Regions from separate parts of the Mus musculus genome. Here regions 1 and 2 are each linked to region 3. The links are chromatin loops, found by intact Hi-C in ENCODE. Cell type or tissue: left cerebral cortex. All regions are shown on one strand. Region 1 holds the start of Zfp273 (zinc finger protein 273). Region 2 holds the start of Mterf3 (mitochondrial transcription termination factor 3). Region 3 holds the start of Zfp65 (zinc finger protein 65).

Region 1 (8,000 bases), 82 kb before region 3:
AGGCAGAGCCACATGGCTGAAGCTGTGGGAGTTCTGCTGCTTGCAGGAACTAGAACATGACCTGCGTGTACTATTACATTGTCACTGGCTTTCTGTTTCCCAAATCCTTCACTGCCTAAACTTGACTATCCTGGATCTTGTTCTGTAGGTTGACCTTGAATGCAGAGATCATTGTGCCTGTCTCCTGGGATTAAAAGTGTGTACCACCATGCCTGGACCTAAATTTAGCTGGGTAGGATCTTGCCCCAAAGTCCCACTCCCTTAATCTGTTATTTCCTAGAACACAGGATTTTGCTCCATTTCACTTCCTGGTACCCCTTAATACTCGAACCATATATTTTATATTTTTCCTTTCTAAGTTTGCTATGCTTGTTCAAACTTCTCTTTGTGAGACTTAACCAGAGAACAAAGTCTCTGCTGGACTTTTTTGAAACTTCCTTTGTCAATGCAATTAATGCAATTAATCCAAGTCTCTTCACCTTAGCCTCAGGCAGACTTTTCAGACAAGGGCAAAAAGTAGCCACATTCTTCACCAAAATACCACAAAAACAGTCTTTATGCCACATACTGAAATACTTCTCCTTTGAAATCTCTTGGGCCAGGTCAACACAGTTCAAATTACTCACAGCAACAAAGTCTTCCATATTCCTACCATAATGATCCATTAAGCCCCATTTAAAGCAATCCACTCTGTTCCAAATCCAAAGTCCCAAAATCCACATTCTTTTAAATAAAAGCATGGTCAGGCCTATCACAGCAATACCCCACTCCTGGTACCAACTTCTGTCTTAGGGTTTTACTGCTGTGATCAGACACCATGACCAAGGCAAGTCTTATAAAAACAACATTTACTTGGGGCTGGCCTACAGGTTCAGAGGTTCAGTTCATAATCATCAAGGTGGGAGCATGGCAGTATCCAGGCAGGCATGGCACAGGCAGAGCTGAGAGTTCTACATCTTCATCCAAAGGTTGCGGGTGGAAGACTGACTTCCAGGCAACTAGAGTGAGTGTCTTAAGCCCACACCCACAGTGACACACCTACTCCAACCAGGTCACACCTATTCCAACAAGGCCACACCTCCAAATGGTGCCACTCCCTGATCCAAGAATATACAAATGATGACAGTGGCATTGACTAGAATGTGTCCATATTATTTTAATATAGTTAGATAATACATAGAGGGCTGGTGAGATGGCTCAGTGGGTAAGAGTACCTGACTGCTCTTCCGATGGTCCGAAGTTCAAATCCCAGCAACCACATGGTGGCTCACAACCATATATAATGAGATCTGACTCTCTCTTCTGGAGTGTATGAAGACAGCTACAGTGTACTTACATATAATAAAAATAAATACATCTTAAAAAAATACATAGAAAATACTAGTATTTACGATAATGTAGTTTAAACCCATGCTTCTTAGGTATAGATTTTAATGCTGTAAGTCAGTCTCCAGCATACAAATCAATTTGACTGGTGTGGCAAAAACAGCACAAATGGCAGGGTGAGGAGACACGTGTATACAAAGGACGGGATGAGCAGCCAGCTGTTTACAATCACAGTTCCATGAGTGAGCCACAGCTCTTCAACTTCATCTCTCAATCTTTCCACAAGAAAACAAATTTCTTACATCGCAGTCTCTGGTGCAATTTTATGAGTTAATATCTTCTAGTATTTTCCAGTCTGTACTATAGGATCAGTGATAGCTGGGAAGGTACAAAGCTCAGAGCGCCCCCTCTATGAGGTTTTGGTTTTGGTTTTGTTTTTTTGTTTTTTGTTTTTTGTTTTTTTTGTTTTTGTTTTTGTTTTTTGTTTTTTTTTTGCCTCATACAGGTGTGTGAATGTGAGGGTTCTGTCACAGTGGGTAAAGGAGTGATTCCTATCCAAAGTGAGCCGCCCTGAAAACTAACAATTTATCACAAAGAAAACGGGACGAACATCCCATACACCAAACTCCCCCGCAGAACTCCCTGTCCTGGAAACTATGAGCCACACGAACTCAAAACCAGAGTCCTGGGCCTGTCATAGAATATGGGAGGGCTCAGAAAAACCCACTTGCTCTAGATTTCCTGAGGGATCTGACAATAGCAATGTGAAAGCTAGTAACAGCAAGCTTCCCCAGCCAAGGGGCTGTGTGCGCTCTCATCATAGCCTGCTTCCGCACGATCAGCCAAGCCACCCTGCTCTAGCCATGTGGTGTGTCTCAGTGTAGCTCCTTGCTCCATTATCATAAGGTAAAATTGTGTCAATGTGCATTTTCCCTCCTGCCATACGATTCTAGGTACACCTGAGCTTTTAAAGTCACAACATATCGATCAAAGTAAGACGTAAACTCAATACACAGTGACATTGAAAGGTGGAATCATATTCCTACAACAACCTCTTTAAATCTGGTATTTTAAAAGTAGCCTAAAGGTATTGAAAAGCCTTGGGCAATAGCGCTCTTTTGGAGATCTTCGCATAGACTTGTGGGAAATGCAGTCCCTCTAATCATGACGTCACTAGACAGGATTCAAGCTTTCCGATCTCCATTCTTGCACTAGCAGGCCACCTCTCAGGTCCCTGAAACACATGATTGACTCTGGCAGTCGCTCCGTCCTAACAGAGCATTCGCTCCTGGCACCGTGCGTGCGCCCCACCCCTGCACTCTGGCCAAGCCTAGATCTGCATTGCACATCCAAGTGGGCTTCTCTCCGCCTCCCGCCCAGCCCTCACCGGCTCCCTGCACGCCGGACCCGCCCAACCTCAGAGTTCATGAGGTTTGCAAGTCTAGGCTGCACCCGGGACCAACCTCCATGTTAAGCGCGAAGAACAAGCCACACTGTCCGAACTTTGAGAACGCCGCAGAGTTTGGAGAATCACAAATGCAAAATGAACCCGGAAGCACAGAGAGCAGAGTCCTGTCTAGCGGGGTCATGCAGAGAGAAACTACATTTCCCAGAAGTCTATGCGAAGGACTGCCCTGAACCAAAGAAGTCAGAGGGTTTATAGGTCATGGATTGTATTTAACTGGAATTAGGCTCCTTTAAAAATCCCAAATTTACAAAGGGCAATTTGCGAATATGAGTGCAGCCTTTTACAGTAATGTGTATTAAGTTTACTTCTTACTCTGATCAATGCTGTGTCTTAAAAAGCTCAGGGGTTTGAGACAGAAGAATCACAAGTCTATGTCCCAAATTACACACTACCAAAAGAGATGGGGGGCTACTCACTGGTGAAGCACTTGCCTGGAGTAAAGGAGGCCTAGGTTTAACATCCATTATGACACTAAATCAAAGAGGAGAACAAAAACAAAAAACAGAACAATTTTGGTGTGTACACTGAAATCCACAGTTTGGGGCGGATATGGGCTAGGAAACACAGATATCTCTTACCGATAAGCCCCAGAAACCCTTTGAGATTTTCTTCTGTCCTTAGTCCCTTGTCCACACGTTCCTCAATTAATCCGTGTAAACAATTTAATATTTGAGAGAGCTGTGCCAGAGCTTTACCGGATTCTCTTTCACAATCTCACACAACTATTCACCACCAGATGTTCTTCCAGCTCCTGGCTCTACTCTCAATGGGAGGAAAACTGATCTTGGGCTCAATATGGCCAGTGAACTGACTCTTGACACACTATTCATCACTCATCATAGGATTTCTATCATAAGAGATTGCCGCGGAGCACCACAGTCAAGTATGAGGGTCCCTGGAATGAGGGTCCTTGAAGCTAGGTGGATAAGGTTTTGACAGTGACAAATAGAAACAAACACATAGGCAGTTTGAATCTGAGTGTATTCTGCAGCTCTCAAGCAGGAGATATTATACATTAAAAAACTAAACATTACATCTCTTAGAAACTACATCCAAATGAAACATTCACAGATACCAACAAAAATCATTTGGCACAGTAAAGTAGAAAAATCATCCAAGCATTACAACTCTGAAACCATGTATTCAGTGCATTGCAAACAGAACAGGTAACATCATCATAAATCATCAAAATATAACAATTCTAAAAGGATGTATCCAGTGGGGGCTGCCGTCCAAAGCTAGTGGCATATTTCTAGGAGCAGGTTAATAAATCTTTAATGATCAGTGCTAAACTAACTTTCCAGCCCCATGGAATTATTTAACATCTAGTGCCTGATTTTTTATAATCTTCAGTGTATAAATTTAAACTACTTTAATTCTTCCTAATTAAGGCTTTCTTTAACATATACCAAAATCCACCTCCGATGACACATGTGTAGCCATATGAAATTTTATTGTTGGGAAAGTTTTTATCATAATAATTTTGTAAATGATTTAGAAAGTAAAGTGTTGGTTTCCCTGGGGTTAAGGTCATGTTAGTGGCCCAATCTCTAGGGATTATTTCTTACCCATTATTCTCACTTAAGATCTTGGCCTAGGCTACCAGGAACATATAAATAAGAAAAGGAATAAGAGAAAACAAAACAGATAGATTGACATGAGAACTACGACTCAAAATTTTTTCTCTGGTGAAGAGTTCAACAACTGGTTCCAGGAGGCCTCCCCCTTTTGAGGTCAATTGCCTTAGTCTGTGGAACTTGTAACACAGATCCTACTGGAGGTGGTGTGGCAAGAGGTCTGCTCTCCCAAAATGCCACCTGAACCTCCCTCACACTCCTTGCTGGCTAGTGAGACCAGCCTGGCCTGACTCAGTGTAGGGTAACATGGAGCAACTGAGACTGCAATGCTGAAGACAGAGGTGGATCCAGCTGCAGCAGCAGAGGCAGAGGAAATGACTCCCCCTTCCTGCTCCCATTCTCTCACTTTTGCTTGAACCCTTGCACCCAGCAGGGTGACCTCTGTGGAAAGACTACAGTACACAAGCCCACAGACTACCATATGCAACTCTAAAAAAAAATAAACCCTTTCCTCCACAACTTGATTTATGGTCATGGTATTTCATCACAGCAATAGTAACCCTAACAAGGGCACTTACCATATGACTCAGCTGTACCAGTTCTTAGCAAATGCCCAGAAGAGCCTCCAGTGTGCTTCACAGACACTTGCTCAGCCACGACCATTGCTGCTCTACTTAGTAAATATTAACATTCCAAATGTCCTTCAATAGATTAATTGGTAATAAAAATATGGTCCATATGTGAAATGGAATGTTATTCAGCTGGAAAGAAAAATCAATAATAAAATTTTCAGATAAATAGAACTGGGAAAGAGTAATTGTACTGAGCAAGGTAACTCAAACCAAGAAAGACAAATATCATATGTTCTCTCTGCAGTTGCTAATTCCAGATGTTCAGATGTGAGTACAATCACTGGACTGACTACAGAAATTAGGAAAGTTAAAAGGAACCATTTCCAAGGCCCAGGAGGGGCAGGAGGCAACAGAGAGAATAGCAGGATATAAGTGATCTGATGGGGAATGTGGACTCTTTTTTTTTTTTTTTTTTAAGAGAAGTAAGCCTTTATTTCCATCTTTCTCAAATTAAGCAGGCTGACTTGGTTGCTTTGGCGGGATTAGTCAAAGAGACCAAATCCCATATCCTCATCTGATTCCTCCGACTCTTCCTTTGCTTCAGCTTTGGCAGGGGCTGCAGCAGCCGCAGGGGCAGCAGTGGTAGGCAGCAGCCACAGGGGCAGCAGCCTCAAATGCAGATGGATCAGCCAGGAAGGCCTTGACCTTTTCAGCAAGTGGGAAGGTGTACTCAGTCTCCACAGACAATGCCAGGACGCGCTTGTACCCATTGATGATGGAGTGTGGCACCGAGGCAACAGTCGGGTACCCCATCTGCAGACACACACTGGCCACGTTGCGGACACCCTCCAGGAAGCGAGAGTGCAGGGCCTGCTCTGTGATGTCGAGCACTTCCGGGTTATAAATGCTGTCGTTGTCAAACACCTGCTGGATGATCAGCCCGAAGGAGAAGGGGGAGATGTTCAGCATGTTCAGCAGTGTGGCCTCGCTGGCTCCCACCTTGTCTCCAGTCTTTATCAGCTGCACATCACTCAGAATTTCAATGGTGCCTCTGGAGATTTTCGTGGTGATGCCCAAAGCCTGGAAGAAGGAGGTCTTCTCGGGCCCCAGACCAGTGTTCTGAGCTGGCACAGTGACCTCACACGGGGCGATGGCACCAGCCCGAGCAGCAGCTGGCACCTTATTGGCCAACAGTATATCCCGAATCTCAGTGAAGTCCTCCTTGGTGAACACGAAGCCCATGTTCCTCCGGATGTGAGGCAGCAGTTTCTCTAGAGCTGGGTTGTTCTCCAGGTGGCCCCCGATGGCCTTGCGCATCATGGTGTTCTTGCCCATCAGCACCACGGCCTTCCCTCGGAGGGACATGCAGATCTGCTGCATCTGCTTGGAGCCCACATTGTCTGCTCCCACAATGAAGCATTTTGGGTAATCATCCAAAAGTTGGATGATCTTGAGGAAGTAGTTGGACTTCCAGGTCGCCCTGTCTTCCCTGGGCATCACGGCGGTGCGTCAGGGATTGCCACGCGGGGTTTAAAGACGATGTCACTCCAACGAGGACACCTGGCGAGAGAGTGGATAATTAGGGGGAGAGGTCAATAAATACACATGGGAGCCCATAGGATACCAGTAAGGAAATCTGAAAACATCTTAAAACATCATACTATTAACCATCTACTTTACAATATCTGTAATATACATAAGTTCATGCATAAGTACAAAATAGTTTTTAAAGGAAAAATTTCCCATCTGAGCTAATGCTGCTTCAAAAACCGAAGACCATCTAACATAACCTTAACACTACGGACAGGAATCCCTCTTTTGACTTATTGGTCAAAGTTGTATTGGCTGGTTTTATGTGTTAACATGACATGAGATAGAGTCCTCAGATAGCAAGGAGCCTTAGTTGAAGAAACACCTCCATGAAATCCTGCTGTAAGGCATTTTCACAATTGGTGATCAATGGTGGAAGACCCCAGTCCATGGTGAATGGTGCCATCTCTGAGATGGTAGTCCTGGGTTCTATAGGAAAGCATGCTGAGCAAGCCATGGAGAGCAAGCCAGAAAGCAACACCCTTCCATGGTAAGTAAGTCCCTATTGCAATAGACATCATGCACTTAAATACACAAGGCCAAGAGACCTCTAACATAGAACTAACCTGAATGCCTCCTCCCTTTGGACTACCTTTAATGGTAACAGAAGGCATCATGCAAGTTTCCAAAGAGAAGGTGCAACCAATAGTCATATGTAGGTATGATGCCTATAAACTACAACAGTGAAGAGCAAGACAAAAACCCCACAGTTTGTAGTAGTAACACACACAACTCAGTGCTAATCAACAAATATAATTAGACTTAAGACTTTAATAAGAGGGAAATTATGCCTGCTGTTGGAAACCTAGCCAACTACTCAGTAAATCCATGGATCTTGGAGGAGAACCTACAACCTACACTTGTCTAAATCACCATAATCTCTAACTACATTCTAAATATATGTCCTTCTACCAACCGGGAATTATAGTCATCACCCACCATCAAGGAAAGTTCTCTTTGTGGCAGACAGAAAAACAGGATCAAAATGCAGAATTGTGGAATTCAGTCCCAATGGATACACTATAAAATAACTCTCATTCCTAAGGCTATCATTATGGAGGAGGCAGCAGAAAGATTGTGGATCCTTTCTTAGGAATATCAGATGCTACAGTACAAGGCCTCAAGAAGACTGCTTAAACATGTCCTGATCAAGGACACCATCAGACATGCTGACATGGATAAGAAAACACTCATGAGACCTCAACCCTACAGAAAGAACAATAGGTAACTATGTGTCTTAGGGTTTCTATTCCTGGACAAAACATCATGACCAAGAAGCAAGTTGGGGAGGAAAGTCTTTATTCAGCTTATGCTTCCATACTGCTGTTCATCACCAAAGGATGTCAGGACTGGAACTCAAGCAGGTCAGAAAGCAGGAGCTGATGCAGAGGCCATGGAGGGATGTTACTTACTGGCTTGCTTTCCCTGGCTTGCTCAGCCTGCTCTCTTATAGAACCCAAGACTGCC
Region 2 (8,000 bases), 800 kb after region 3:
AAAAACCACTAATCAAAAAACAAAGTAAACATCTATCCATTCCCCTGTCCCTTGCCTGTTCTCTTAGTTCTATATCTGGAGAAAACAAGGGCAAATGAATTAATAATCACACAGGTACAGCCATTTGCACTAAAACAATGTCATCTACACAGGGAACAATTTCTGTTGACAAGTGCTGCCAATTCACGGCAACCCTTTCAATCATGGGTAACAATGGCAGAAGCATGTGTGAGTTAAATTTTGGGTGTCATTTTCTTTTGTTTTTGAGACAGTCTTAGTATGTAGCCTTGGCTGGCTTGAAAGTCAGTATGTTAAATGACTCTATTTAAAATAGGGGAAGAGAAACAAGTTTCCTCCATTATAAGAGCCTCCTCGTAAGATTTCGGGGGTGAAATAAATAAAAGAAACCGTCCAAGAATATGCACTCAGTGACCATAAGAACTTCCCAACAGGTACTATTTCTGAACGGTTCTAGCATCTTCCAATAGCAACATCTTGTATTGAACCTCCCATCAATAAGAACCCTTGGGGTGATACTCAAACTAAAGAACTATCTAACAGAAGAACTCCTGAACAAATCCAACCTTACTTCAGACTTCTGTTTGCTGTATCAAATCCTTCACAATCTAAAACTCTTGCTGGGTATTCATAGCATATGATCTCACCCAGCACTGTTCTTACATTCTGGTAATACAACACCTTCCAAGTATTCTATTCTCTTAGCTAAGTAATCTTTGCGAAAGAAAAATTAAGCCATAGTTTTAAAAGTTTGATTGAAGGAATTGCACTGAACATTGTCTAACCATAAGTTTATATAAGTTTATATAATATACAAAAAGAGGTCATTACAAAAAGAGCATAGAGTAAAAACTCTTTAGTTGCGAAACCATTACTTTCAATCTTCATGAGACAGTCTTAGCTATCATTATAATATCCCACTTACACGGACCGTAAACTATTACAAAAATAGACACTAGTAACTCTTTAATTCTATTAATTATGCATCTGATTTTATGTAAAGTAAATGCAGGATTAGTTCATCAGTATGTGATTTCTTTATGAAATTAGCATAAGAAATAAAATTATTATAACTTTTGGAAAGCACCATAGCTCAAAGATCAGGTGATTTTTTTTTTAAATTACTTTTTCACAAGCTGCTAATATTTGTACTCGTTTTTTTATACTTCTCTGCCACAATGCTTCAACTAGACAGAATATGACCTAAAAAAGAAATTCCAGAACATTACTTTCTGAATTAGAAAAGAAAAAGCTGCTGGGTGTGGTGGTGCACGTCTTTGATCCCAGCACTCAGGAGGCAGAGGCAGGAGGCAGAGGCAGGCGGACGGATTTCTGAGTTCGAGGCCAGCCTGGTACACAGAGTTAGTTCCAGGACAGCCAGGGCTATACAGAGAAACCCTGTCTCGAAAAAAACCAAATAAATAAATAATTAATTAATTAATTAAAAGAAAAGAAAAGAAAAAGCTGTATTTTAAACAGCCTACAATAATTTTAAAGATACACTATTGAACAAATTATTCATTCTGCTTTTCATCATGTAAAATTAGTGTAATATGAAAATATATAAATAAAATAATAATAATATAGTTTTTGTCCTTTCAAAAGAACCCTTTCGCCACTCTGTCACTTCAAACCCACCTATTAGAGGAAGTTAAATAGAAGTTAATGTGAAATAAGCAGGTATGGTTATACAAGGCTCACTTTCTAATACCTCTACCTTCATTCTCAATTCCAGAACATACTGTATCTTCTCAGCAACAAATATAGTTTAGAAAGCTTTATCAAACAATGAAATGGTGCTTAACTCAGTGTCGTGCACTTAGCTAAGAAACAACTATCTTATGACAATCCTATGAGGTGTTAATACTGGTATTTTCATTTTGTGTACAGATGAGGAGACTGGGGACTAACAAATTAGGCAGTCATACAACTTTTATAGAGTAAAATCCACTGGCATGATGGGTAGTGGACAGTAACCATAATTAGGCTCAAGAGTGAGTTCTCTCCAAAGCTAGAAATGTGACTGGCTAGATGCTATAGGAAGACAGGTCTCGTCTGCAAAAGAGTGGCATACTTTACAACAATGGAAGTGGCACCCCTAGGTAAGAATAACTGTTACCTACTGTTTCTATGTTTGAAGTAATTTATACAAATCAACATCTGCAATTTAGTCTATGCTGTCTCATGTGTGGTCTATGTTGTACAGTGCTGTCTCATGTGTGGTCTATGTGGTACAGTGCTGTCTCATGTGTGGTCTATGTGGTACAGTGCTGTCTCATGTGTGGTCTATGTTGTACAATGCTGTCTCATGTAGCATGGCATGCCTCTGGCCTCCCCTTTACGACATACCAGACATTTCTTCAAAACTTATCTTCCCCAGACTTTGACTGATTACTGATAAAAATATCAGGAAAAGCTGGGTGTGGTGGTTCAAGCTTATACTCACAACACTGGGCTAAGGCAGGAGTAAGGGTTAAAGGGTAGCTTAAGCTATACAGTCTAATCCTATCACAAACAAAAAGAAGGGTAAACACTGAGGACACCATATACCAGGTATTCTACTCAACAGTGCACACACTCATTTAGTCTTCCTAATCCTGAAGTGATTACAAACTCTTTATTCATTTTATAGGCATGGACCCTCACACTGAGAACAAAGTTAAATAACTTCCCTAAAATCACAGCCAGTTTTGAAATCTTGGTTACTCTTGGAAGCCATAATGGTTTGGTGGATAGGGTATGACTCCCCTCTCTTTAAAAAATGTAATTCAGATAATATAAATTATAAGACAGAAATAGGGGTGTGTATGTTGTAGGATCCATTAGCTCCTTGGCTGAGGTCAAGGGGCCACAGATACAATAGCTTTGTAAGGTACGAAATACACAGCTATTAGAAGTGATCTGAACATGTGTGTATATTTTTAGGGGAATAAGAGAGCCATGTTATGTTGTGTGCATTTTATGTGTTTTGTTTAGTGTGGTTAGCATTCTCTAGTCTCTAGATAATACACAACTGCTTGCCACTATCCCCTTTCAGCCAGTATTTTAGAGATGCATGAGAGGGCAGGATGTGCCCCTTGTGGTCAGCGGTAGCCTATAGAGTACAGTACATTGGAAATGATGGGTATTGGCTTGTGCTTCATGGGAGGCATCCACTGGGATGTGTGTCAACAGCGACTGCTGATGCTGTGGCATTGAGGTGGTGTTTGAGACTGGGAGAAGAGTTACATTAGATGACTTTGGGAAATGTATATAAAAGGAAAAACAGTGTGGTGCACCTCACATGTACATTTGTGTGTGTGCCTGGTAATACTGAATGCCAGAGGATTTTTCTGTGTATGGTGTGTGTTTTATGTGTGTAGTGTGAGTTGAAGGAGGTTCAATCATGAAATGGTTCATGCCATTTGCTGGAGACAGACCACGGATGAGTGGTTAGAGATCAGAGCCTTCTGATAGTGACAGAGAACGATACAGAGCAAGGGGTGTGGATCACCCAGCTAGGTGACCTGCATGAGTTCCTGGTGTGGTCCGACGTAGTGAATGAGAAAGATGGGATTTGGACATGAGGGGTGGCAGGTGGAAAAGTAGGCGGAGAGGACTGTAAGCCACGCGGTAGGCAGAGGAGCTGTGTGGCCCTTGTGTCCCCGAGCTTGCACGCGTGGAACAGCTACTCACTTCCTTACCACCAGCCACACCTGGCCACCCTCCCCTCTACTGCTTCTCGGTCTGTCGTCTCTGTCCTCCTCTCCCCGGCGCTCCGCGCGACTCCAGGCCAGACTTACCTGGTGAAGGCGAAGTACATGAGGCTGATGATGGTGAAGCTGAGCAGGGTGATGGTGTGCGGCCGGTAGAAGAAGTCTATGGTGATGTCCTCCACTTGCTGCTCGTTGATCATGCGGAAATGCATCCTGTAGTTCACATCATCCTTGCTCAGAGTCCTGCTCCCCACGCAGGACGCCATAGTTCTTCTCCCCGTCCTGCCGCGGCCCCGGAGGCCCCGGCCCTAGAAGGCTGGGACCCCGGCAGCGACGGACCGCAGCAGCGAAGGTGCCTGACGCTGGGGCGGGGTCTGGCACCCTGAGAAGGGTGCTAGCCCAGGGAAGGACCCGCGCGCGAGGGCGGGGTCGCGGCGCCACCACCGCGTCCCGGAGCAGGGGGAGAAGGCAGCCTGAAGAAGCAGCCTAGTAGGGCGACATCGTAGAGCTCTCACCCTCCCCACATTACGGCGGAGTGACTGATCCTGGGAACGCGGCGACCAGCTCCAGGGCCTGCAAACCCCAGGCCAGCTCTGTCCCGGTCCCCCGCGGCGTCCCTTCCCGCGCCGCCGCAGATGGTCTCGCCCATTCGCAGCGCAGCCCACGTGGGGGGCGGTGCCGGCCTAGCGTGGCGAATCGCCGGCTTGCGAAGCTACGGTGCACCGTATCCCCGGCGTAGGTTGCACGGTCGCTGTGAAGCAGGAGCGCGAGACCGCCGCCCGGCCGGATTACTGTCCGGCCTACCTGTACCCAGCAGCGTCCGGGAGCCTCGCGGCTTGGTAGGTATCGGTGACCCGGAGAGGAGGTTCGGGCTCGATCGGTCGGTACCTAAACCTTGTGGTGGCAACGTCGCCGGGCTTGTTCATCAGCTTCAGACTAAGGCCCCGAGGATGTCCCGGCTTCCTGCGGAAGTCCTTCCCGGATAAAGCCGGTTGGTTAAAGAGTCTAAGGACTGCGGCTGCGCTGCCCAGAGGCCCTTTATTACGAAGTGCATCTTTCATCATCGGAGCTCGGGATTAGTTGTAAAGATTTTGAACCTAGAAAAGCCTGTTTCGGCTCTTGTTCCTATTCCTAACAACAAAACAAGAGTGCCCGGTAACCGCTGAGAGCTGGCGTACCCTACTAATGAACTTGAGAGATTTTAAGGATTTTTTTTTTTCTTTTGCCCTCTTAATGTACATACCGTAAGGCGTTATTCACGAGTGCACATCTTTACTCGTTTCTGAGTCCTTTGTGTCTTTATTTGTCCTGGACTCACTTCCACTCAACAAACTGGAACCCTCCAAACCTCTAGCTTGGTGCTGAAAAGACCCTGGGAAGGTGGGTCTCGAGAGGGGGCGGGACTGTGCTGTCCTTCTGCACAGACTATCAATCATTGACATTGCTGAGACAGCAAATTTATGTGAAAAGGAGTGCACTGGCAAGTAAAAGTGGAGGGTGAACATTATTAGTCTTTAGCACTCAGATCTTTGAATGCAAATAGAATTTAACAGAGTCTACTAAATGTGGAAAGGGTATTGAATTTGATTCTGGACAGACTCTAGAATGAAATTGGGGTTCTGGGAGCTGGTTTGTAAGTACCCTAGAGCCCTTATTGTAATCCCCAACATTATAAAAAGTACTTTGATGCTGAGAGTGGACCAGTGTTTTTTTCTAGAATAGCATACGTAAAAGCATGTGGAGAATAGTGTCTGAACCTCCATCATCGTGGGCTACAGTGACATATCCAGTCTTGACTGTCAGGACCCCCACTTGTAGATTGGACCTGCCTGGCTGTGCTGAAGTTTCTCTCGAAGCTTGGTCTTGTCTAGGTGGCACAACTTAGTTCCTACTTTAACTATTTTGGAGATGAGAGGGAGTTTGAGGGGAAAATTGGCAGGCTTGGAAGCCCCTTTCCAACTAAAGTTTAGCAAAAATTGCCTATTCCACAAGGTTATTGCCAACACCGCCTTCCTATACCACTTCAGAAGGAAAGATTTGCCCTTGTATTATTCTTAGCAAGCATCCCCCAACTATAACAAGAGATTAAACTCTCAAATGTTTCTTCCTATTCAGGACATAAAACTATCTGAATCCTCTGGCTAGAGAAACAGAACACAACGGCATAAGTAAGAGTTAATTGACAGTTACAGGTTTTTTGTCTGTTTAGTTGAGAATACTGCTGGCTAACATTTATTGAGCACTTTCCATTTATTCATTTATTTGAGCCGTGTCACACTTGTAGAACTTTGAGCAATCTTGCCTCAGGCTTCTGAGTGCTAGGATTACAGGCATGACCTCCCCACTCCACGCTCCTTTATAGTGATTATTTTAATTAATATTTAGGTATTGTACTCAGTTCTTTCTGCTGTTTTGGTTTTGGAGTTGGTTACTTGTTTGGGTTTTATTCTTTTTCTTTTCTTTTAGGCAGTCTCACTACATTGTTCCTGCTTGACTTGAGCTTTCAGTGCAACATCTGTGTCTCAGGAGGAGAATTCTAGGAGGCCTTCACTCCCGGCCCAGCTGCTCCCTATTTTGACCCTTTTTGTTTGAAAGACTTTTTTTTTTTCCAAGCATAATTTTACCAAACCAATTTTGTTCAAGTCTGTTTTGAAGAACTGGGTCTCAGACTCGGTCAACAGTTTCACTGTTTTATTTAGGAATGTGACTCATTTAAGACGGTGGTTTTCTTTTCATTTACCTTTTGACTAATTTATAACCATAAGATATATTTTAATAACTCAGTATTATAGTAATCTGCAACATATTTTCTAAATATACTTCAAACCATAGGTTTTTTGTTTGTTTGTTTGTTTTGTTTTGTTTTTTCGAGACAGGGTTTCTCTGTATAGCCCTGGCTGTCCTGGAACTCACTTTGTAGACCAGGCTGGCCTCGAACTCAGAAATCCACCTGCCTCTGCCTCCCAAGTGCTGGGATTAAAGGCTTGCGCCACCATGCCCAGCTGATAGTTTCCTTTTTTTTTTTTTTAAAGATTTATTTATTTATTTATTATATGTAAGTACACTGTAGCTGTCTTCAGACCCTCCAGAAGAGGGCATCAGATTTTGTTACGGACAGTTGTGAGCCACCATGTGGTTGCTGGGATTTGAACTCGGGACCTTCAGGAGAGTAGTCGGTGCTCTTAACTACTGAGCCATCTCGCCAGCCCATAGTTTCTTTTAAAAAGCAGATTAACAGTTGATTTGGTTGCATTGTAATTTGAGCATTTACAAAAAATTTTGCTTTAACGTCATTCTTTGTTTTTAAATTGTAAGGCATATCTTTATCTTTCCAGTTCAGAAATTCCTGTTTTGGTTGGTAACTGAGACTGCCTGTATTTTTGGCTTTTGATGTATTAGAAATTTTTGACTACCCCAGACATATTTATTTAAATCCTTTGTTTTTGAAAGTAATTTATTATCTATTTTTGTTTTTGCTGTTTGAATACTGTTTTAAATATGTGAGTAAATTAATCTTTCTTCTTTTGATGGGTGTGTTTTTCCTTTGTAGACTAAAATGTCAAAAAGAAAATGGCTCTGTTAGCCCAACAGTTACCCAGACGGTTCAACTCAGTTAAGTTGACTAGCTTCATTAAAGCCAAACAAGTCACCAAACGCTCTGCAAGAGCAGGAAAAGCCGTGTTGCCCGGCTTCTCAGCTCAGCCTCTGCTCTCCTCTGACACGAGCTTTCTCCGGCGGGGAATTAAGACTTACAGGACTTTGTTCTGGAATCGTTTCCATTCTGCCAGCACAAATAGGACAAAGAGTTCTGCCGAAAGCACTCTGCTTCCTTCAGTGGCTGAACAGCAGGAGAGGATACTTAGTCTTGAATCAGAGCTGCCTCTTGAAGGTAATTCCGGACATTGAGAAAAGCCCCCTTTTCACAGATAGTTTTGATCATACTACATAGTTAGACAGTACTCGTCCATTTCACATCCTGTTTTATACCAGGAAAAAAAAAAGGAACAATGTTGGTTCTATTCTTTTAGTTCTATTAAACTTTTTTAATAAGCTCCTAGGTTAATTGGTTTGTGTCAGATTTTTTTATAGCTAAGTGTGTAAGATGTTTGCTTTCTAAATATTCTGTTTTATAGCTTCTCTTGAAAAGTGTCCTTTTGGCATTAACTAGAGTTACTAGGGTTTAATTGTTATATGTATCTTTGGAATATACAGTTTCGACATAGTGACTTAACTGTGTAATAATGATTAAGTGGGAACAGTTATGTTACACCTCAGATTGCCCTTGAA
Region 3 (8,000 bases):
GATCTAGGAATGTAACAGGCAGTTAGCCGCAACTTCCAGACACTGCTTTCTTAGGCGTGAGAAAAGAAAGGGTTTAATATAAGGGATTTAATAATTAGGCAGATTGGCTACAGTCAGAAACTGTATTAGGCAGGCGGAAAATGTCCCAGAAGCAGAGAGAAATTTTAGGGATGCCCTGCTTTGTTCTCTCTGGGCCCTACAGCAGAAGTTCTCTGATGACATTTCTTTCTCCCCAGTCTGTATGATATGTCAGTGACCATGAGAAGAAATTAGAAAGAATTGAACAGGAGTCAAACACATAAGCAAGGAACCCAGATTCTCATTACATTGTCATTTTATGTTACACAGTTATCTGTCATAGTGTCCTCCATAGTCATTATCTTACATAGAAATGTTGATGTGAAAGGTGTCTGGTCCCATGCCAATTCTAAGTCTGTTTTCCCTTGTTCTCCTCTTTCCAGAATCTATGTAAAAATAAGCCAGATGGATCAGGGTGCAGGTCCTCACGCTTTACTGAGTACACTCCATGTACTGGTGCTGAAAGATCCTGACAGAATGTAAAAGGTCATAGAAGCCCTGAAATTGGCAAAACAGATTTTATTGTTAGTAGATGTAGCTTCACTGATCTAGAAAAATAGAGGTGCACAATGCTCTGGTGGCTCCTTGAACCCATGTGTATGCCAATGTTCTGGCCATTCCTTGAACTCAGGTGTGTGCCCTCTGCTGCACCTCACTGCCAGGTGTTTGTGATATTGGTTGCTGGGATAGAGTCGGAAAATCTCCCCAGCAACCACAGCTGAGGCCAATCCGGAGTTACTACACCTGCATTAGACTCTTTCCTTGTTTCCCTCCCATTCCCATTTCTTGAGAAACATTGTTTAGATCTGGAAATCCCCTACTTCCCCCTTTTTCTTCCCCCCCTGAGGGCCTATAAAAACTGGGACCCCTTTCCCCTTAGGATCGACTCCTCTACCCCTGTGTGGAATACGAGTCATCCCCAGAGCTCTGGCTTTCCCTGAATAAAGCCTCCTGTGGTTTGCATCAAGCTTGGTCTCTCGTGAGTTCTTGGGGGTCCGCTATTATACCAAGACTTGAGTGAGGGTCTCCCTTCGGAGGTCTTTCAGTGCTTTAAGACACAGAAAGATGTATGGACTCTTTAAAATGAACAGATTCGTGTAATCATCAAATGTACAGAGCAAAGCATGTGACGTTTATGTTCAAACTAAAATTATAATTACATCATGTTTCCAAAGTCATTCTATATGTGTTCTAACATGTTTTTTCATGCTGTATTCCACTTTCTCAGTCGTAATGTTACGGAACTTTTGGGAAGAGTTAATTATTCAGAGACTGTGGCCCATCAACTTTTAAAGCTTTATAAAAGCAAAGTAACATTTAAAGTAACTCATGAAGTGACTTTCAAAGAAATTTAGGGGAAATTAATTGGATTTTTCCTTTTCTTAAATTAACCACTGAGGAGCTTAAGTCTTATTTGACATACTTAAAGGTGACTCTAACCCCCAACCTTCTCACTTCTGAACTGAGGAAGCAAAAATGCATTAATAATTATGGAACAGGCTATTAATAAATGTAGCCGCCTATGGCCATGTGAACTGGGCTCCCCGGAAAGGCGGGCTGGGGCTGAAAGAGATCAGACAGCGAAAAGAGCAAGGCCAAGACAAACCTTTCTGTTCAAAGCCTCTGAAGTTTACTGAGAGTCCGTGCTTATAAATAGTGTAGGCCCATCCCCCGCCAGCCCATTCTTGGTGCCTGGAGCCAGCCCTTAGGAGATCTCCGGAATATCTCAAGGACCTTTCAGCAGGAAGCAGAGCCTTGTAAAAAAGCAAATAGAGCCATCAAGGTCAGAAGGCTCTACCCTAGGTAATCTCCTTCTTAGTGGCAACAAGGTCAAAGTATGGATCAGCCTGCTTCAAGGCTGAGGGAGGCTACAAATAAACAACAACTACAGAGGATAAAACTTGATGATGTGAGCCGGGCGTGGTGCTGCACGCCTTTAATCCCAGCACTCAGGAGGCAGAGGAAGGCAGATGTCTGAGTTCGAGGCCAGCCTGGTCTACAGAGTGAGTTCCAGGACAGCCAAGGCTACACAGAGAAACCCTGTCTCAAAAAACCAAAAACCCAACCAACCAACCAAACAAACAAACAATCCCAAAACTTGATGATGCATGGGGCTTTATAGTACTGACTACTGTTCATACCCCTACAGGAGGGTTATGGCAAGATGGTCCTTTGGAGTCTATCCATCAACCTGTCACTCCTAGATTACTCTGGTGACTCACATGATTTCCAAAGGGTTCAGGTGCAGTAAGGAAGTAATGGGTATAACAATGAACAACTGACTGAAGTTCTTTTACATTCAGAAGATTGGCAGATTGTGTGAATTAGCTTTACAGGCCAGAGTTTACACCATTTGTCCAGTCATCCTTTGTTATGATTTTTGAAAACTCTATGGATTACCTTTCCATTTTAGTATTCTGTTGATCACTTGCCCAGTGCAGCTTTAGCTTTTACTGACGGATCTGCAAAAGGCAAGCCTGTAGCTATCACTGAAAGAACCTAGTGGGGAAACCCACACTCTGTTCATGATTCGGCGTGGAACCAAAAATCACGAAAATGACCGTCTTGATGTAAACACACGAAGTAGTTTAATGACGGAGCTCAGGACTGACATGCATCTCACACAGGAGGTAACAGATATTGGCCACTAGGCTCGAAAGCTAGAGGTTTTTGTAGAAAAAGGGTCTGGAACTGGGGGAGGAATCGGCGCAGTTACACACAAATGGGCAATTTAAACATCAGAGACCAGTATGTGATAGTAACTCTAAAGGGAAGGTGTTTATCTTGGTCGGCAGGACATCTGGCTAAAACCCAAACCATATCAGCAGGTGGTCCATTACTATCTTTAGCTTGTCCAGAGATTGTCCTTTCGTGCCTTTCTTATCTCAATGGATAGTTGGTTCCTGGGATGACTTTACAGCCTTTGTTCTTTGCTCTAAGCCCAAAAAAGCCCTCCTAACTAGCAAGCCACATGAGACATGGACCTTGAATAAACTTTCTGGCTAGGGCTTTAAACTCTTGAATTTAGTTTTCTTTCTTTCATCATTAGTGGAACCCCCTGAAACTCCTGCACTAATCGCTGTGATTTTTGCCTTTACTAAGTTGCAAAGCTGTCCTTTTAATCTCTACTTTGATTCACAATATGTAGTTAATCTTTTCCCAGCTATTGAAACCGCTACTCTGGTTCTAAACAAAGCTACCATATCTTCACTTTTATTTAAGTTACAACTTTTATTTCAAAACAGAACCTCCCTGTGTTTTTTATAAGTCATTTATGGACACGCATTTATCTGGGCCCTTGACAGAAGGCAATTGGCTAGCTGATCTTGCTATACAACCTTATATTTGTACAGCTTAGAGCAAGCAGAAGCATTATGCTATCAAGTAGTTTAACAAGACAGGCTGTCAGGCAAGAGCCATTTGTCCAGAAACCCATCATTCTTTGCCTACGGGAGTTAATCTCAGAGGACTCAGACCTAAGGATCTCTGGCAAATGGACATTATGAATGTTCCTTCTTTTAGCATACGTTCTTTTGTCCACGTTTGTGCAGGAACCTTCTCTCATGCCATAGTCACCTGGGCAAGGACAGTATTATTAGAAAACAAACTCATGCTCTGTAAGAATATTACCTACTCTCAACTACATAACAATCTCCTTCGCTTACTGTAAGTGAACATAGATTTTAGAGGAATTTGGTCAAATCTCACAGCTAATCCAGAATGTTTGTATGGGTGAAACTAAAATAATCAAGTTTTTATAAAATGATAGTATGTCTGATAAAGTTGAAACTGCCAACATGGTCTAAGGAAACATATAAGGCCTGAGAATCAGACTGTGGTAAACTCTCCCTAAGTATGCCTGGGCCCCTAATATCATGCTAAATGGGGCTTCCTGTATGTTCAGTTAGGTTCTGCATGTTCGTTTTGTTCCTATACCATATTAGTTCCTCCTCTTCCTCTTGAATTAACCAATCCCACTAGGAGGAAATGGAAACTGCAGAACAGTTGAGGGTGAATGCTGCATCCTCACAGATCAGCACCTCCCAGAGGAGTCAGTGCCCTCTCAGGTAGGTTTACATGTAACAGACACAAACATACATGCACACACACGCACATGCACATGTACACTGGAATCCTAGACATGTCCAGAAATGCTAAGGCCTTATGGTTGATGACAGTGCCCTTCACTGCAGCATTCAGGAGGAGTACAGACTAGTCATGACCTCATTCTAAACAGACATGCCAATCAAGTGTTCAGGTGAATGTACTGCTTGACTCTAGTTTCTCTAAGTGGAGCTGTATCCCTGGGTTAACACACTGCCTGGAATACAAGAATTGATAGGAACTTCACATAGTCTCTGTTCTGAATCAGTTTCCCTGTGAATCAGAATGCATCACAGAAACATGAAATCTTCCTTGTGATGGATGGGGTTCATACCTTTGTCTCAAGCATGAACTGCACAGGAATAAACTTTCCTAAAGAAGTGAGGGAAGTTCAAGACAGATACCAAATATTAAATAGTCTGAAACATGAATGATGGCATGATCAGGAGAGAGAGGAAATTCTATAAGGAACATCAAAGGGAACAAGGGAAATCCTATAGTGCACAGTGTACCAAAAGTCAGTAGACTCACCAGTGTGATCCCAGGAGCTCTGCGCCTCCTGCTGGGAGATGGGGAGGAGGAAAGCCTGTGCTCAGAGAACACCCGGTGGTGACTAGTTTTGATTTCCTGTTCTTCTGTCTTAAGCACCTGAGATGCTGCATGTCAGGCGGGATCACCAAGCGTGGTTTCATTAAAGAAATGCTCAGTCCTACATTACCTTCCTGCTTCCTTATTTTTAAGTAAAGCAGACCATGAAAGCATGATTTCCCATGTGTTAGTATGATTTCATAAGTAGATTTGAGCTTTAAAATCACGTTTTAGCAGAAATAACTAGCATGTATAATTAACATTACTGAGAAAGGCTCGACTCACAGGCTAACATCCCTTGCTGAGACCACAGCACTTCAAAAGAGCCCGAATGCCCTGTGGCTGCCCATGTGCCTGTTTCTTTCCAATTTCACTTGCTCACACTTAGGCAGGTACCCAGGCAGTGCACCGAACTCCTTTGGTGTGTTCCTGGAAGTCCTTTACACTGATTTGTGGGAGATGTAGTCCCAACAATTATGACGACTCCAGAAGGGGCCGTTGGTACCAAACTTCCGGATTCGTTCTTAAACCTTGCTTCTCCCCAAAGTTAATCGAGTGTCTTGGGTTTGGATCCCTGACATGGAGGTTGGTGCAGGGAGCAGTGCGGTCGTACAGATCTGAGGGACTGTGCAGGATGGCGGGTCAGGCGCGGAGGGAGCTGGCTCAGGCTGGTTGGGAGACGGGGGGGGGGGGGGGGCGGGGGGCGAGGGGGCCGCCGACCTGGAGGTACTGTGTTGACCTAGGATGGGCCACTGCCCCTAGGAGCAGGATTGGCCGGGAAGAATGTTAGAGACAAGGGGATGGCAAGGGCAGGCTGGGTCTGCTGACTGCCTGTGCGGAGATGCTGAAGGGAGCATTCTACTTTGCTCTGCCTAGCTGACCCTTACTCATGTGATTGTAGTCTGAGTCCCAGCACTTACAGAACTTCCGGAAGTTCCAGGGACAGAGAGTCTTGTGAGGGCGACTGTTGTGTGGGATGTTAGTTTCTTTTCTTTTGGAATGAATTGTTAGATTTATGGATGCCTCGGGTTGAGTAGGAATTCCTAATGTACACCTCTGTGACCTGAGTCGTCACAATACAAGGCTATGTAGCTACAGAATAATCTTGGAATTGTTTTGAACTTATGTTGGCACAATCCAAATAATTATGGATTTTACACTTAAGCTTAAAATCACTAGACAGCAGTGCCCCAATAATACTATCTGAGTATATTTATTTTTTCAAAATTTGGACTGCATTTCTGATAGGATAGTACACTTGTGTGATGAGAGAAAGATCGCAGGGAGGGGCTGGAATGCCTGAAAGGGAAGGGAGAAAATATCTCTGCTAATAGGCCAGGCTCTGAACATTGTTCTCTTACCACATGATTTACTTCTGTCTGTTCACATTATCAGCAGTGACTAATCTCTTCTAAAAGTACTCTGTCCCTCAATGTGGCTTTCTGGTTTACTGATGCTTCCTGGATAGTTCTAGAAAGGATTCCCCAAGTTTTTGTACTGTCTTTGAGAGACTGTAAGATAAATTTCAAAAGCTGTAGCACACTTGGGGGTCTTAAGGTTTACACATAGTAGGTTCCTGTTCATGCAAAATGCACAGTTCTCCTCTTGAAGGGTTAAGAGAATAGTTTAGCCCAGAGCCATTTAATTGGCCATGATCTGAGAAGACAGATTTAGTTTAGTGAAAATTCCATACTCCAACTTGGAAGCAGTTTCATGGTTTTACAGAACAAATAATGTCATTAGCCAAGTAAATTTTAAAATACATTGATGTGAGTCTGATAGAGGTATGTACTGTGAGACATGGGAGATGTTCTATTCACCAAAGATACCATTTGATGAGATTTTAGCTTTTGGACTGATAGAAGCTCATGTTCTGCCTAGTCAGTGGATTCTGGGAGTTTCTTTTAAACTATTGTCACAAGCTGTGTGGTCCACTACAGAGTAAGGTAATGACTGCCCTTGAAGAGAAAACCAGCCCAAGGTAAGGCAGCCAACCCTGAACCTGCAGAATTCCAGGCTCTGCCCCTCCGTGAACTTCCACATGGGCCACCAGTCTCTGCACACACAGACCCCTTACAAGAGTTTTGCATTCACAGTCAGACACTCATTTTTTTTTTTTGTTTTTGTGTTTGCTTTTTCAGGGTTTCTCCTCCACAGCCCCTCCCCCTATCTCAGGTGATCTTGCTTATATTGTCACTCTTCAGTCAAATCAAGAATTAGTGAGCCTGGCTCATGGCATTGAAGCTGACTCTAAGGAAGTATGGGCTTCAGACAACTCCGTCCTATCTACTGGGATTTTCAATGAGTTTGCAACCCTATCTAGATTAATAGACATTTCCTAGTTAATGTTGCTAATCTTTAGGAAAAATATAGGAGTATGTGAAGTCAGAATCCTGCCTTGTACATCAAAACACATTCCTTACAATGTATTGATGGTACAGCAACATGGGCCTTTATATATATATATATATATATATATATATATATATATATATATAATTATCAAATTGAGAATTGTTCTTTAAAGATCTGTAAAGAATTACGTGGGAATTTTGGTGAGAAGTGCATTGAATTTGTAGGTTGATTTTGCTAAGACGGCCATTTTCATTGTTAAGCGTACTTACCCTTGTGCATAGGGAACCTTTCTATCTTATGATATCTTGTAGTATACTAAGGGCAAATGCCAGCATGATCTTTTATATTGTTGTTGTTGTTGTTTTTTTTTTTAATGAAATCTAGTCATATGGTTTTTAGGAAAAAAATACAGGCATGACCACCAGTCAGCCACATGCTGCAAAAGTGATTGTTGTTTTATTAGTTTTGTGTGTCTGACTTAAAACAGCTTCCTTTATTTTTTTCCATTATGAAACAGCTCTATATTCCTTAACCCAAATACATTATTTTTCTTTATATTCTTCTTTTTGGTAATTTTGAGGTCATCTTAATGTGGTTACAAGTGCATGTCTTTAGTTTGAATGAGTTTTTAGTGACATCATAAAAGTAAAAGACTTAGGGAATTGCGGTACAGTTTCTCTCTGTTTTGCTCCTCAATTCACTGCTTAATTTGTGATATTATTCAGTGATGTTACAGCACGCAATATGGTCATTAGTGAAAACATGGATGATGTTAGATTTGTGAGCACAGAACAAAGAGAGGAAAGGCAGGAAAGAGGCTGATAACAACAGATGAGGATGCTTGTTAGTACACACAGAGACGGGCAGCGACTCTC

Evidence for each region. Peaks named below come from ENCODE experiments on the same cell type or tissue, not always from the same donor. Only the 100,000 strongest peaks of a DNase experiment are listed, where the experiment ranks them.
Region 1: a loop joins it to region 3, with 2.0 times the contacts of the local background. A loop is called at or near these places in 8 of 42 quality-filtered maps.
Region 2: it touches region 3 in a loop (2.7-fold over the local background); 2 of 42 quality-filtered maps call a loop at or near these places.

What each region holds. Positions count from the first base shown.
Region 1 is chr13:67,808,686-67,816,685 of GRCm38, reverse strand. Zfp273 (zinc finger protein 273) reads right to left here and starts at 2,870. Exons shown (of 4, transcript NM_198322.3): 1 at 2,790-2,870. The coding sequence starts at 2,795. All of the region lies in intron 2 of 4930525G20Rik (RIKEN cDNA 4930525G20 gene), which reads left to right. It also overlaps the pseudogene Gm9625. In left cerebral cortex, no CTCF peak of the experiment used is centred here; DNase peaks (open chromatin) are centred at 2,566, 2,836 and 3,587; H3K4me3 peaks cover 1,248 bases; H3K27ac peaks cover 1,236 bases.
Region 2 is chr13:66,929,487-66,937,486 of GRCm38, reverse strand. Mterf3 (mitochondrial transcription termination factor 3) reads left to right here and starts at 4,415. Exons shown (of 8, transcript NM_025547.4): 1 at 4,415-4,552; 2 at 7,264-7,602. The coding sequence starts at 7,284. It overlaps Ptdss1 (phosphatidylserine synthase 1), which reads right to left and starts at 4,657. Exons shown (of 13, transcript NM_008959.3): 1 at 3,801-4,657. The coding sequence starts at 3,979. In left cerebral cortex, a CTCF peak has its summit at 3,097; DNase peaks (open chromatin) are centred at 4,149, 4,433 and 4,672; H3K4me3 peaks cover 2,665 bases; H3K27ac peaks cover 1,543 bases.
Region 3 is chr13:67,726,416-67,734,415 of GRCm38, reverse strand. It overlaps Zfp65 (zinc finger protein 65), which reads left to right and starts at 5,243. Exons shown (of 4, transcript NM_145622.2): 1 at 5,243-5,355. The coding sequence starts at 5,350. It overlaps Zfp85os (zinc finger protein 85, opposite strand), which reads right to left and starts at 5,154. Exons shown (of 3, transcript NR_027969.1): 1 at 4,714-5,154. In left cerebral cortex, a CTCF peak has its summit at 4,746 (motif pointing left); DNase peaks (open chromatin) are centred at 4,797, 5,205 and 5,656; H3K4me3 peaks cover 1,498 bases; H3K27ac peaks cover 1,097 bases.